Linked DNA regions of Homo sapiens: region 1 is linked to region 2. Evidence: chromatin contacts called from ENCODE Hi-C or POLR2A ChIA-PET data. All regions are on one chromosome and are shown on one strand. The core of a region is the stretch at or near the end of the contact, and the rest is flanking DNA. Distances in the headings are between cores, read along the strand shown. Region 1 overlaps NFIB (nuclear factor I B). Region 2 overlaps NFIB-AS1 (NFIB antisense RNA 1).

Region 1 (6,016 bases), core at 436-2,935, 100 kb after region 2:
TCTCACTTGCTTTTTTCCTTCTGGGAGTTTTGTGGGCTGTTTTGGTCTGCTTAGAGAAAACCACACACTTCCAGGCTATTCTGCCTCTGTACATTTCCAGCCTTCCTTGAAACAATCATCTCGAGAACTGTGAAATTATCCCGCTATAATCTAATTGGTGGTGACCACTCAGTCCCTTTGCACCAGAGAACTTGTATCTAGCAAGTCTCTTTCTTTCAAACATTTGTTAGTTCGTTAAAGATGTTATGTTAGCAGTAGGATATGATGCATCTGAGAAGGAAATAAAAGACCAGGACAAAAGACATGTTGAATAGTCAAAGATGAGCTGTAACCATCAGGGAACACTAACTGTAGCACCTGATTTTGATTGAAAAACATGATAACATTGGCTTTGAAGTTGTTGCAGATCTGCTTAAACTTTCTTCATGGATGGAATGAATGAAAATTATGAAGCATTGATGTAAAAATAATTGTTTTTGGTCTTTTTTTTCTTTGTAGAAACCAACCTGCCTTCCCTCCCTCCCTCCCTCCCTTCCTTCCTTCCTCCCTCCTTTCCTTCCTTCCATGCATCCATCACCAGTCTTTTCTTACTGTACAATTTCCTTGACAGATGGACTTCTTGTAGAAGTTTACCTGAGTTTAATACGGGTGACCGTCATGGGTGCAATATTTTGCTGCAGGAGATGGAAAGACATTATTTTTTTTTCCTCCACAAAGTTGTATGGCAGGAACATGTAAAGCTGCATCAGTAGATCTTAAGACGCCTGTTCTCGTGATCTTGTTCTCACTTTGCTTAGAGGTTTCCCCAAGGTAATATTAATAAGGATGTATCCAGTAGTAACAGATAGTTCATTGACTCTATTATTTCTGAAACATGTATTGTCTTTTACGTAATAGTAGTTACTGCAGTCATTACAGTTCTTTTTCTTTTACATATTATAACTGAAGCAGTTTCTGTTTTTTTTAACAAATACAAATGTTTAAAAATCATGACACTTCTTTACCTTGCTGCCCATTATTTCTCAGCAGTTAAAACTTTATTACTTTACTGACAGAAAAAAGAAAGGATGAAAAACTATAAATATAATGATATAGAAAATCTACAGTATTTTTAAATGTCATATTTTAAAGATTTAGTCTCTTTAAAGTGAGTTTTTAAAATGAATTCATATAAATAAATGCAAAGTGCCATAGAAGTAATGAGGAATATTAAAAATATTTCAAGGTTTTTAAGGCATTGGGAAATATGTTCAAGACTTTGAAAACAGAGTCCACCAGCCATATCAGCCCGTTTGCTATTCCTGATGTTTGTATTTTCTTCTGGAGGAAGAAAGATTAAAAAGTGGATCTTGTTTTTTAATTCTCTGCATTAGGGAGTGAAATACTTTCTCTCACCGAAAGATAAGGGTAATCACAGTTTTAAAAACTGGCTACTCCTTACATGCATGTACCCTTGCAAATCCTGTAGCAACTGAAAAATCTCCTGATAGATGTAAAAATTAATTAATGTCTTACTACCATGCAAAGAATGTGGGCATAGGTGGATAACGGTGACTAAATCCCACAGAATTTGTGTGGCTTGCCTACTAAACCTCGAGTAATATAATATAAGTGAAAGCCAAAACCAGTTTTCTGTTGTTTTCCTCTCCAGCTTGTTCTTTATAAAAGTTGGACCTGTTTGTTTTGTTCTCTAAGTGTGCCATGTGCAGCACGCCTGTGTAATTCCTGGTCCTTGGAGCAGACTGCGGTGTGCAGGATGCCCGTGCAGGATTTGGGTGGCTGGAACTGACAAACTGGGATTAGCTGACCTCCTGCAGGAGGCTCCAGTGGCCCCTCGGCCGTGGTGAGAAGGAGCAGAGCCTTGGTGTGTATGTGACCTCTAACAGTGAAGTGATGCCTAGTTCACCGATACCACTTGCAGTAACCTGAATGACTGGTTATTCTGGTCAGGAGAAAATAGCACTGACATCATGTGATTCTGGCAAAGTAAACCACATTGGAACTTGGCCTTTGAATACCCAAGGGGCTGGCAGCAATCTCAGGGGTTGGCTGGGAGCCCCATTGAGTTCACTAGTAATCAGTTGACTGCTGAGCTGGACAAGCTGCCCTAGTTTTTCTGACAAGCTCTGTCTAAAAGAATGATGGGCAGTCTGCCATTAGGATTTTTAAGCAGAGTTGCTAAAGATTAACTCTTTAGCTACTGTAAATATATCATGTCCTTCGTTATGTGTTGGTATGCAATCAGATGAAAGCTTGGAGGGAGGTTCTAATTCCTCATTCAGTGATTGCACCTGGAGTTCCTCTCTTGTAAAACAAACACCCAAAGGCAAGGAAAAACACCGTAAAGTTCTTTGTATGTATGTTTCAAAGGAATGCCAGTGGATAGGTTTTTCTTGAGGTTTCTAGTTTGCTTTTTAAAACAAAATACTATAATCTTTAATTATGTAAAATGTTAGATGTTGCATTCTGATCATACTTCAGGAATAGACATCACCTAAGAAAAGTCTCTGAAAAACTACAAGCATTTAGTATTTACTTATTATGACACATACCCATGGATTTCATTTTCAAAAAAACTTTTATTAACTCAGAGTATTCTAGAAGAAAGGAGGTACTATACTCAAATGTCATAAGTCCAGAGAAACCAATTCTTTTGAATAAACGTGACTTCTCAATGGATTTATTTGGTTATCTTTTACTAGAAAAGGTGATACCTTAGTAACTTTTATTCCTTCTCTCACATAGTTAAAATAAAATATAATTGACAGAGATATACAGGTTGACTTAAAATATTCTATATACTGTAATCCCGGTGATGAATTTGGTATGTTTAATGTTGCTTTAAACTGGAATATTTCCTAAGGCATACTCTCTTTTCTCTAGGTAACTATGACATAAGCAAGGGAACACCAAAGTTCTTTGATAGTGCTTCAGCACTCCTTCACAAAATCAAATTGAGGTAGTAGTGAGGCCACTGTGGGGATGTAGTAGCCAATGATGTATCATTTATCTTGGGACACACCTGAAAGTTTTAATGGCAAAAGCTGAAGTTTTGGAAATCTGTCTTCCTTTTGAGCTAAGGCTTTAATTCTGCCTCCTCTTTGATCTTCCCTTCCAAAAAGCTGCCTTTGAGAAATGGTACAATTTCTCTCTCATGTTTAAGAGGTTTGTGACATTAGCTACCTGGGGACATTATTGTCCATCAGAGAACTTACATAAAGAAAACAAAAAAAGATATTATATGCACAGACACTGTCTAATGGATTCTTCCTGTTTCCCACTCCTCTTATCTTCCTTGACTCAGCACAAAAGTGCTCAACAGGCCATAAACTCAAAAGACCCTCCTCCCTGTTAGAGCTAAAAATCCTGCGTGATAACCTTTCAGATGCTCAGTTAAGGGCAAATTTGTAACTGAGTTTTAAAACTTGGTGTGTTACCCTAAGACTTATCAAGAAAAGAAGAAAGAGACTCGAGGGGTTTTGAACAAGGAGTTAGGAATAGGTGAAACTTTTTATCATGTTTGTTCCTACTGTGTGGGGTTTTGGGGGAGTCAGAAATGGTATCCACAAGACTTTGGCATTTATGATGATATTCCTGCCTTGTTCCGGAATTCCTCTATTTATCCCTTTGCATGAGGACAGTGTCACCACTGTCTATTGCTAGGCCCTAAATTATCTCAAGAAAGGGCTTAAGGGTGGTGAAGGGGTTGTGGAATTACCTTCCCCTCTCACTTTTCCATTCTCTCTTCTGCCCTCTCCCTCCTTCCTCATTTCTTTTCCCTTTACTCTCCTTCCTTCCTCTCTTCTTCTCCCCTCCCTCCCTCTCTCTCTTCCTTCCTTTCTATTTTTTTACAGTACTTGCTAAGTATCTACTATTGTCAGTGAATGCACAATGATATGCAATAATCATGATAGACGTAAACTGAGGAAGTTTATAAGATAATGGGAGAAAACAATTTCCCAAATCAAAGGATCACAAAAATGCACTTTAGCCTAGGCAACAGTGAGACGCAATCTTAAAAAAAAGTAGAATGAACAATTGTGGTGAATCATTTGGTGAAAAGGCACATGATGCTATAAGAGCATAAAACAAAGGGATCTTATAAATATGTGAGATTTCCGAGTAATACTATTTCTTGGTAATACTTAAGAAAAGAAAAAAGCTAAATCTTAGGTAGTATCTCATCTCCACCACTTACTATTTAAACTTGGGCAATTTGTTTAAGCTCTTTGACTCATAATTTGCTTATCAGTAAAGCAGAGATAATAATATCTACCCCCATCCTCAGTTTATGTAATTGGAAATACTAAATTTGAAATATTTAGTTGACGTACAGTGAGAATTTAATGAAAGGTATTTCTTATCACTAAGTTCTTATTTCAGTGGTCCTTTTGGTCACTGAAAGGTGTCAAATTCTTGCTGCTATTTGGTTTGTATATTAATTGCAAGTGTAAGAAACTGAAGTTATACAGACTGAAGTGAGAAAGGGAGATTATTCTCTGATGTAATTTAAAAGTCCAGTTTATCTGCAGGTACAGTTTGATTCAGGTGTTCAAATGATGTAACTGGGAATGTTTCTCTGATTCTCTTCCTATGCCATTCTCTTTGTTCCCTTACTTCTCGGGCAAAGAGGGTCTCTTTCCACAGTGAAGGCTTATATTCTATTAGCCAAGCAAACCCAGTGGGGAGGAAAATGTTCCCTTCCTCACTAGTCCCTGCAGACGTTCCTGGGCTGGATCTCCTTGGACTACCCCTGAACCTGTTGCTGAACTGGTGCTTTCTTCTCTTTGGCTATGCTTAAGTCTCCTGCCTGTTCTTGGAGAGGAGCTAGAGGAGGATCACGAGACACCCAAACTACATGATCTCAGAAAGTGGGGAAGAGTGGCTTCCCAGAGGAAAATTATTGTTATTACTAACAAAAAGTAATAGAGGCCGGGCGTGGTGGCTCATGCCTGTAATCCCAGGATTTGGGGAGGCTAAGGCAGGAGGACTGCTTGAGTTCAAGAGTTTGAGACCAGCCTGGACAACATAGTGAGATCCCATCCCCACAAAAAAATAAAAGATTAGTCCGACATGGTGGTGTATGCCTGTAATCCCAGCTACTCTGGAGGCTGAGGTGGGAGGATCACTTGAGCCTGGGAGACCAAGGCTACAGGAAGGAAGGAAGGAAGAAAGGAAGGAAGGGAGGGGAGGGGAGTGGAGGAGAGGGGAGGGCAGGGCAGTTTAGGTGGGAAGGAAGGAAGGGCAGTTTAGGTGGGAGGATTGCTAGGATGGAAGGAAGGGAGGAAAGAAGGAAAGAAAGAAAGAAGTAGAGCTGAGGTGGGAGGATTGCTGAGGCCAGGAGTTCAAGACCAGCCTGGGCAACATAGGGAGACCCCATCTCTACAAAAAAATTCAAAAGTTAGCTGGGCATGGTGGTGCATGCCTTTAGTCCCAGCTACTCAGGAGACTGAGGCAGGAGGATTGCTTGAGTCCAGGAGTTCAGAGTTACAGTGAGCTTTGATTATGCCGTTGTACTCCAGCCTGGGTGACAGGGAGAGACCCTGTCTCAAAAAAAAAAAAAAAGAAAAAAAGAAAAAATTAGTAGATACTGTGTAGACAACACCTAAACAAACAGGGCAGATATCTACTGTAGATTTTAAAAAATAATAAGAACACCCTGTTCCTGCTTTTAGTTTAGGTAGAAGTGAAACTGTTAATGAGGTGACATCAAAGCATGCAGAGTACCCACTAATTACTGAGTCTTGACTGTATGCCAAGCAGTGGGCCATGTACTTCTGTATTTTATTTCTGATCTTCACAGTGACCCTACAAGGTAAGTATTAAAATCTTGCTTTAATTTTATATCCAGTGAAATTATATAACTTTTTCATGGTTTTTCAGCTAGTCAGTGGTGGCGGTGGCCTTTGGATGCTTGATCATCCTTTTGCCCTGCAGTGGTGCCTGTGCAGTGTCAGATGGCCCTCCTGACCTGGAGCAGTGCAGAGACGTGCCATGTAGGCCTCCATGACTGGCA
Region 2 (6,141 bases), core at 1,919-4,418:
TACTCTCAAATTGGTCTTTGTACCTATTTGTAGAAAAATGTTAGCCAGATTATAGCTGAAAACTCTGCTAATTCTGGGGAAGATTTTGGTCTTGTGCCTGGAACTATTGAAGCATATATTCACACCTACCACATGTAACACTTAGTAGCAGAATTTCCAGCACAATACTTTAGTACTTTATTTTTAAAAGAAACAGAGCAGAGACTGAAGCCCTGTTCACTCTGCAGCTTTCTTGCAGGAGGCTCCACAAAAGGTGGTGGTGAGGGAGGTTCTGTGCTCAAAAGAGCTATTTTTTTATTTTTAAAAGGAAAGGAGACACTAAAATCTTTGCTCACAATTAGGGAACTCATGATGCTGAAACATAACATTTGCACCTGCCTGTAGATTGAAAAAATAATGTCAAATTTGCAAGGCTCTGAGAAAATAGGGTGCGGTGTATTAGTGATTTAATCAATCCCAATCAACATTAGAGTTCAGACAACACCTTACAGACATCTTACTGTAACCCCTTTGGTTTTTAGAGAAGGAAGGGGAGGTTGGAACATTTTAAGTGATTTGCCCCAGATCAGCTCTCCACCTAAAATGCAGGTCTTTTCTTTCAGATGAGCGTACTTTCCACTGCACCAGGCTACTTCTAAACAGGCATTGTCCTGTCAGCCTCAATTGCATGCAAAAAAAAAAAAAAAAAAAGACAAAACCCCTCTCGCTCTCCACTAGAGTCTCTATTTGGACTCTAGAACGGACAAAGCAACGGCTATTTCAACTTCAACTCCCTTAGCAAATGGAAGAAAAGGCATCTGACCCGTGGACTCCTCCAGCTGGTCCCCGGGTCTCACCGCCTGCGGGTCTCCACGTCAGCTCGCAGGCATCGGCGGCCAGTCGGACACCAGGGGGCGCAGCAGCCTTTGTCCTGACAGGTATTGAAGAATGAAGCCAGACTGGGCCGTCAAGAAAAATCTGACTTCCCTCCTTTCAGTTTCTCTCATTGGAACCAGCCCACTCCCCAGCCCCCTTCATTCGCCTTAAAGCCATTTTCTGCTTCCTCCTCATGCTCAGATTCTCAGGGTGCAGGGATGCAGCAGTTCAGAGACCCCTCTCCAGGAGCTCCCCCGCTCTGCCAAGGACACCCTAGCAGTGGTCCACCATTTGTTCTCACTTGCAGGCCTCTGAACTCAGGATGTTTTTGGCTATTCTTCCTGAATGAAGAACCCTATAGAACAGGACCAGCTTCCCAGAAGAACTGTCACATCTATCCTCTAATATCCCTCCCCTTTCCACGCACAAAAACAATCACAAATTAAATAACATGTCTGGGAAGCTCACGCGGCCTGGACCTATCCCTCACCACCCTCTGTCTGCCCCTACAGTCTAAGGACAGCCTTTGGTAGTAGCTACCTACCCAAAGGGACAGGCTGCAGCACCTTCACCATACCTCTGCCATTCTCACCAACCCATGGTGCACCCCAAGCAGGATAACTGCCTCCTTGTAACCCCACCAGCTTGCCTCTGTGTGCCCTCCAGCAGAAAGAAATCCACTTGACCCTTGCCAAAGTCTCCTGATTCCAAAGATTCAGTAATAAATGAGCATCCTCTTCTACTTTAAGACATACTCCTAACCCTGCCCCTATAGACACAAACGGACACAATGCAAACCCTCAGATGTCAAAAACGTACTCTTTCACAAAGACTCCTGAAACTCCTCTGTTCCAGAGGGAAAGGCTACAGGGTCCTTCCTATGCAGGCCTTTGAAAAGCAGCTGTATGTTTACATAGAGAGATTCCAAGTTTACACAGTCCTTTCCCTGTCTGTTATTGGAGCCTCTCAACAACGCTGAGAGATAAGCAGTGAAATCTAAAGCTTAGAGGCTTGCCTCAGGACCAGACCTAGTACAGCGTAGAAACAGCACTGAGGGCCCGGGTGACAGAGCATGGAAACACTTGCTTGTCCAATTGCACCAAGGCCTGGAAGAAATGCAGCCACCATAGAAGATCATCAGATTACATACACTGAGGGAGCCTGTGGTCTCAGGAGCCAGGCAGGGGCAGGAGGAACAGTGCAAAAGAAGCGGTGATGTCAATTCTGACCCGACTCTTCTTTTTACCTGTGGCCTCGCTCACTTCTTTATTTCCACGTTCATCTTAGCTAATGTAGAGTACCGGGAAGTGCTGAGCCCGGAGACAGGTAGCCATGGTTTGTTATCTTGGTGGTGAGCCTCCCAACTCCACACTCATAAAATAATGATAACATCTATTATATATACAAATACATCACCAAAAAAAAATGAAAAAATCAGTGTAATTCCAGGAGACGGAGCAGGGTAGGAGACTTTTACTTTCATTTTATGCTGTTTTCTATTATTTGAAGTATCTGGATTTACGCATGTGTTCCTTTTATGATTTTATTTTTAAAATTTTATTGGGGTTAATGATGCTCTTTAGCGTTGCTGCAAAGATGACTTATGTAACATATCTGGCATGGTACGTGGTCTGGTGCACAGTTGATGCTCACTCAACAGTAGTTTATTGTTAGCTATATACTTCCGTCAGAACTGTGGGCAAATGGGACCTCAAATCAAGAGACCCGGGGTCTGTGGCACACTCTGCTCTCAGATCCATGTATGCCTTTTAGTAAGTCAAGTCCCTTGGAATCTATGTAAACATAGTAGCTGCTTTTCAAAGGCCTGCATAGGAAGGAATCTGTGCCTCAGTTTCTTTATCTGTAAAGCAATGAGACACAAGCCACTTGATTTGAAAAATGGTGAGAAGGACAGGACAACATGCTCACCACCCAAAATGCCTGAGATACCTTCTAAAATTCAGTCACAGTCTTTGCAAGGGAGGCTTCTTAAGTTTGAGTTCATCAGACAGAAACTCTTTCTAGGAGAAGTTGTCATCTAGGATAGACAGAAAGGGCTGGAGATAGCTGAATAAGTTCTAAAGCAAGTACAGAAATTAAATCAGGAAACAATGTGTGAACAGTATAGGGCCATCAGCGTAGGATGGGAGGTGAGAAAAGAAGGTTTGAGGTGTTCCTTGAGTGCAGTTGGCACCACGATCATTTCCTGACAGGGGAGATGCCCTTGGTAGGCAGAAGGGGTGTGATTCAAGGTCCAGGCATCCCTGGCCCGGACACAGCCAGCCCTAGCCCAGCTCCCTAGGATGAGAGTTCTGTATGGGGCACAGGGCTGGCGCTGTTGAGACCAGGCCTCCCTAGGCAGATCCAGGAGCAGAGCTGCCCTTTGGACAAATTACTTTCGGCAAAGTCAGAAGGAACCCACTGCCCAAGAGAATTGGGCTAAAGCACCTCTGAAGTTTCTTCCAGCATAAACTTTATCTTAACAACAACCAAAAAAAGTGGGGAGACTGGACCATAGGAGGTGCAGATGCCCAAACATGATCCTCTCCCTGCTTAGCAGCTAGTCTGGGGATACCTATTTTTTATGCACTCCAACTCCTGAAAACCAACTAAAGATTTGTTCCTGGAACACACAGCTGATTCATTTCCTACGCCACTCAGAACGGGAGATTTCCCTCCGAGTCTCCTTTGCCAAAGCTTGGCCTTTGGGGGATAGGAGGCAGGTAGTCTAGTGGGTAGAAAGGTCGCGACTTTCTTTTGCCCCGCGGTCTCCTTCCTATTTAAAGCAGCACCGCCTGTCGAAACAGCTTTGTGCCAATATTTGCAGGCAGGAAGATTTTCTGACATTGTAAGGGGGTTGTTGGAAGCAGATGGGAGGCCCTTTCCCAAGGCCATCGGCAGACCAGAAATTGGTTACACCCGCACCCAGGGAGGAATCCCTAGCCCCCACTCTCACGATCAGCGCCCATAAGGTATCTGCATTTACATTTTAAAAAGAAAGAGGAATTTTTTTTGTATCTCTGAATCATCTGGCAGCGCCTGATATTATACATCTCCCCCTAAAGCCCCTGTTGTCCCTCCCTAAAGAGGAGGTCGTGTTTTCAATTCTTGAGAGATCTGGAATAACGGTATCAGAGCATGCCAACAGCTAGAAGACCCCCAACTTCCCCCCCCACCCCACCCAGGTCTTTCGCCCTATAGGAATTGGGGGCAGCGGGGGTGGCGATTTGCAGCGAGGCAAGGGCAGGTAGCAACAACTCCGACTGATCTCCAGAGGCAAAACCAAACTAAACGTAGTTCCAACCATCATGTTTTAACAAAATCTGCATTCTGTGAAAGTCTGTTTTTTTCTTAGAGAAACGCCCTTCGTTTTTAATTTTGCGTCACTTTCGCAGGCTGCCCTGAATGCCTAACCACTTGTTAAAATGCCTCTGTGCTTTGCTTTTCCGTGTGGTTCTTTTCTGTGCCCGTTTGTATCTCTAATAAGCGGCATTGTTTATTATCCTTGGGTCGGGGCCCCTGGGACTGAACCGAAATAATACAGAGGCACCGAGGCTGAGCGCTGGAAAATACTCCGGGTTTCCCAGGCCCAGGAGGGTCCCCGGGGCCGCCAAACGACCCTCCTGGGGAAAGCCCACCCGTGCGTGCGTGCCTGGTGAAGGGCAAGTTTGCACGAGTTTTTCCAGGCAGGGAGAGATCATGGGCAATCCAAAGCCCAGATGAGTGGGTATAGAAAGGGGCACACGGGGAAGGGAAATGCCACTGTGGACCGGTAATGGGGGTGTGACTTAAGAGCCAATATTGACAGGATGACTTTTTTTAAGGGAGGCGGGGGACTGCCGCGCGGGAAGCGTTCTGAGCCGTCTTTTAGCTCGAAGTCTCAACTCTCATCCCTATGCAAGAAATTGTCACTAATAAATTCTTTTTTCCGCATAGCCCATCAGTCCTCGCTGTTAAAGCGAGTATCCTAAACAAGATGAGGCTAACTTCCCTCCTTCTCCGTAGTTACCTAATATTTGCCCACATTTCGTTTTCAGCTGGGTGCTTTGTGGCCGTAGGGAATGTAAGTGCATGCCCCAGGAAATAAAGTGCCGCTGTTCCCCAGCCACAGATCAAGTCTTTTCTTCCCTTTGGACCCCAAACGAGCCCTGCTTTGGGGCTCTCCAAAATTTCGCTGCTCCCAAAACGGAGTGGGGTTCGCTATCAAAAAGCAGAAACCCGCATGGGAAACATAACGCGGAATGCCTTTGGCGTCTCGGGGAAAATTTCCCGGTTGAACCCAGTCTACGCTTCCACACCCCCTAAATTTAATGTCGGGCGGGCTCCGTTGCAGAGTTTGCCCTAAAGAAGGTTGTTAAATACGTGCCATTCTCGGGACCGTGTGCTCCTCAAATGAGACTTCCAGCCCCAGGGCCCAGCCTGAACTGTCCTTCCCACAGGTTCGCATGCGAGACCAAACCCCCACCCCGCTAGCTTCCAAAAATTCTCCCAACAGGCTACAAAGACTGCTCAAATTGTCCTCGCTAGCTTCGCTCCCCCATTCAGTTAGATTGTTTAAAAATACAGAGATCTGTTTGCTCGCAAGAGCAGAGAGTGATTTCCCTCAAGCAACTCGTGCGAGAGCTTTAGGCAGCCCCTGGGTTGCAGCGAGTCCAAGCGTCGGTGGAGTTTTCCGAATTTCAAGAAGTAGTAAAGTGAATTTCGGTACAGGGAAAAGTGCCGGGTGTTGGAGCGCAAGGTGGGGGCGGGAGCCCAGGAAGCCGCCAGGAGGTTTTTTTGTTTTTAATGTTAGACACGCATGAAGGCGCAAGCTTCGTGGTTTCCGAACTTAGAGAATCGTGCCGAGTTTGGGCCCATCTCCGCAGCCAGGGGCCCAGCACAGAGCACAGGGGGCTGTTTCCAGTTTTCAAAGAGCGAGCAGAGGCGCGGGAGCAGCTCGCTAGGCACTGCCACATGCAGCTGACTGTCCGCTGCTCCCGGCTCTTCCGCCCTCTCTCTTCGCGTGGCACCCCCAGAGCCATCCCACTGCTGCCAGTATTGCGCAGAAGAAGAAGGGTTCCAGGCGGCAGAATCCCCCAACAGGTAGTTTCACCCGGGCGCTGGCCTGGCTTAAATATCAAAGGCTGGGCCGCCTGTGCCGTGCTAAACTGGAGCCGAAGCACTGACACCTAAAGAGTCTAGGAACGAAAGCTGCGTTCTGGGAGTCACTTTAAATAACCTTGTTTTCTCTCCACCCTCCAACTTCTCCCGAAATAGCGTGAGCCCTGCCGTTTGGAACGGCGCTCA

The links. A loop is a pair of places that touch in the nucleus more often than their neighbours do. ChIA-PET counts read pairs that join two places held with the same protein, here RNA polymerase II (POLR2A). Pooled maps may share reads with other maps.
Region 1: a loop to region 2 is called in a map of Right ventricle myocardium inferior, with 2.2 times the contacts of the local background. The contact joins two enhancer-like sites. A Hi-C loop is called at or near these places in 1 of 168 maps with a recorded cell type or tissue (Right ventricle myocardium inferior), 1 of 37 single-sample maps with no recorded cell type and 6 of 50 pooled maps. POLR2A ChIA-PET finds 5 or more read pairs at or near these places in 1 of 52 experiments (A549).

What each region holds. Positions count from the first base shown.
Region 1 is chr9:14,247,485-14,253,500 of GRCh38, reverse strand. All of the region lies in intron 2 of NFIB (nuclear factor I B), which reads left to right. Among named protein-coding and RNA genes, the nearest start is that of NFIB, 64 kb to the left of the region's middle. RefSeq lists a silencer at 1,837-2,131. Within about 2 kb of position 1,685, at least 20 of the 41 ENCODE cell types and tissues checked have a DNase peak (open chromatin) inside an H3K27ac peak, as active enhancers do.
Region 2 is chr9:14,348,403-14,354,543 of GRCh38, reverse strand. The region is part of intron 1 of NFIB-AS1 (NFIB antisense RNA 1); the gene reads right to left. It also overlaps a transcript of NFIB not described here. Among named protein-coding and RNA genes, the nearest start is that of NFIB-AS1, 34 kb to the right of the region's middle. RefSeq lists an enhancer at 5,243-5,742. Within about 2 kb of position 3,168, at least 10 of the 41 ENCODE cell types and tissues checked have a DNase peak (open chromatin) inside an H3K27ac peak, as active enhancers do.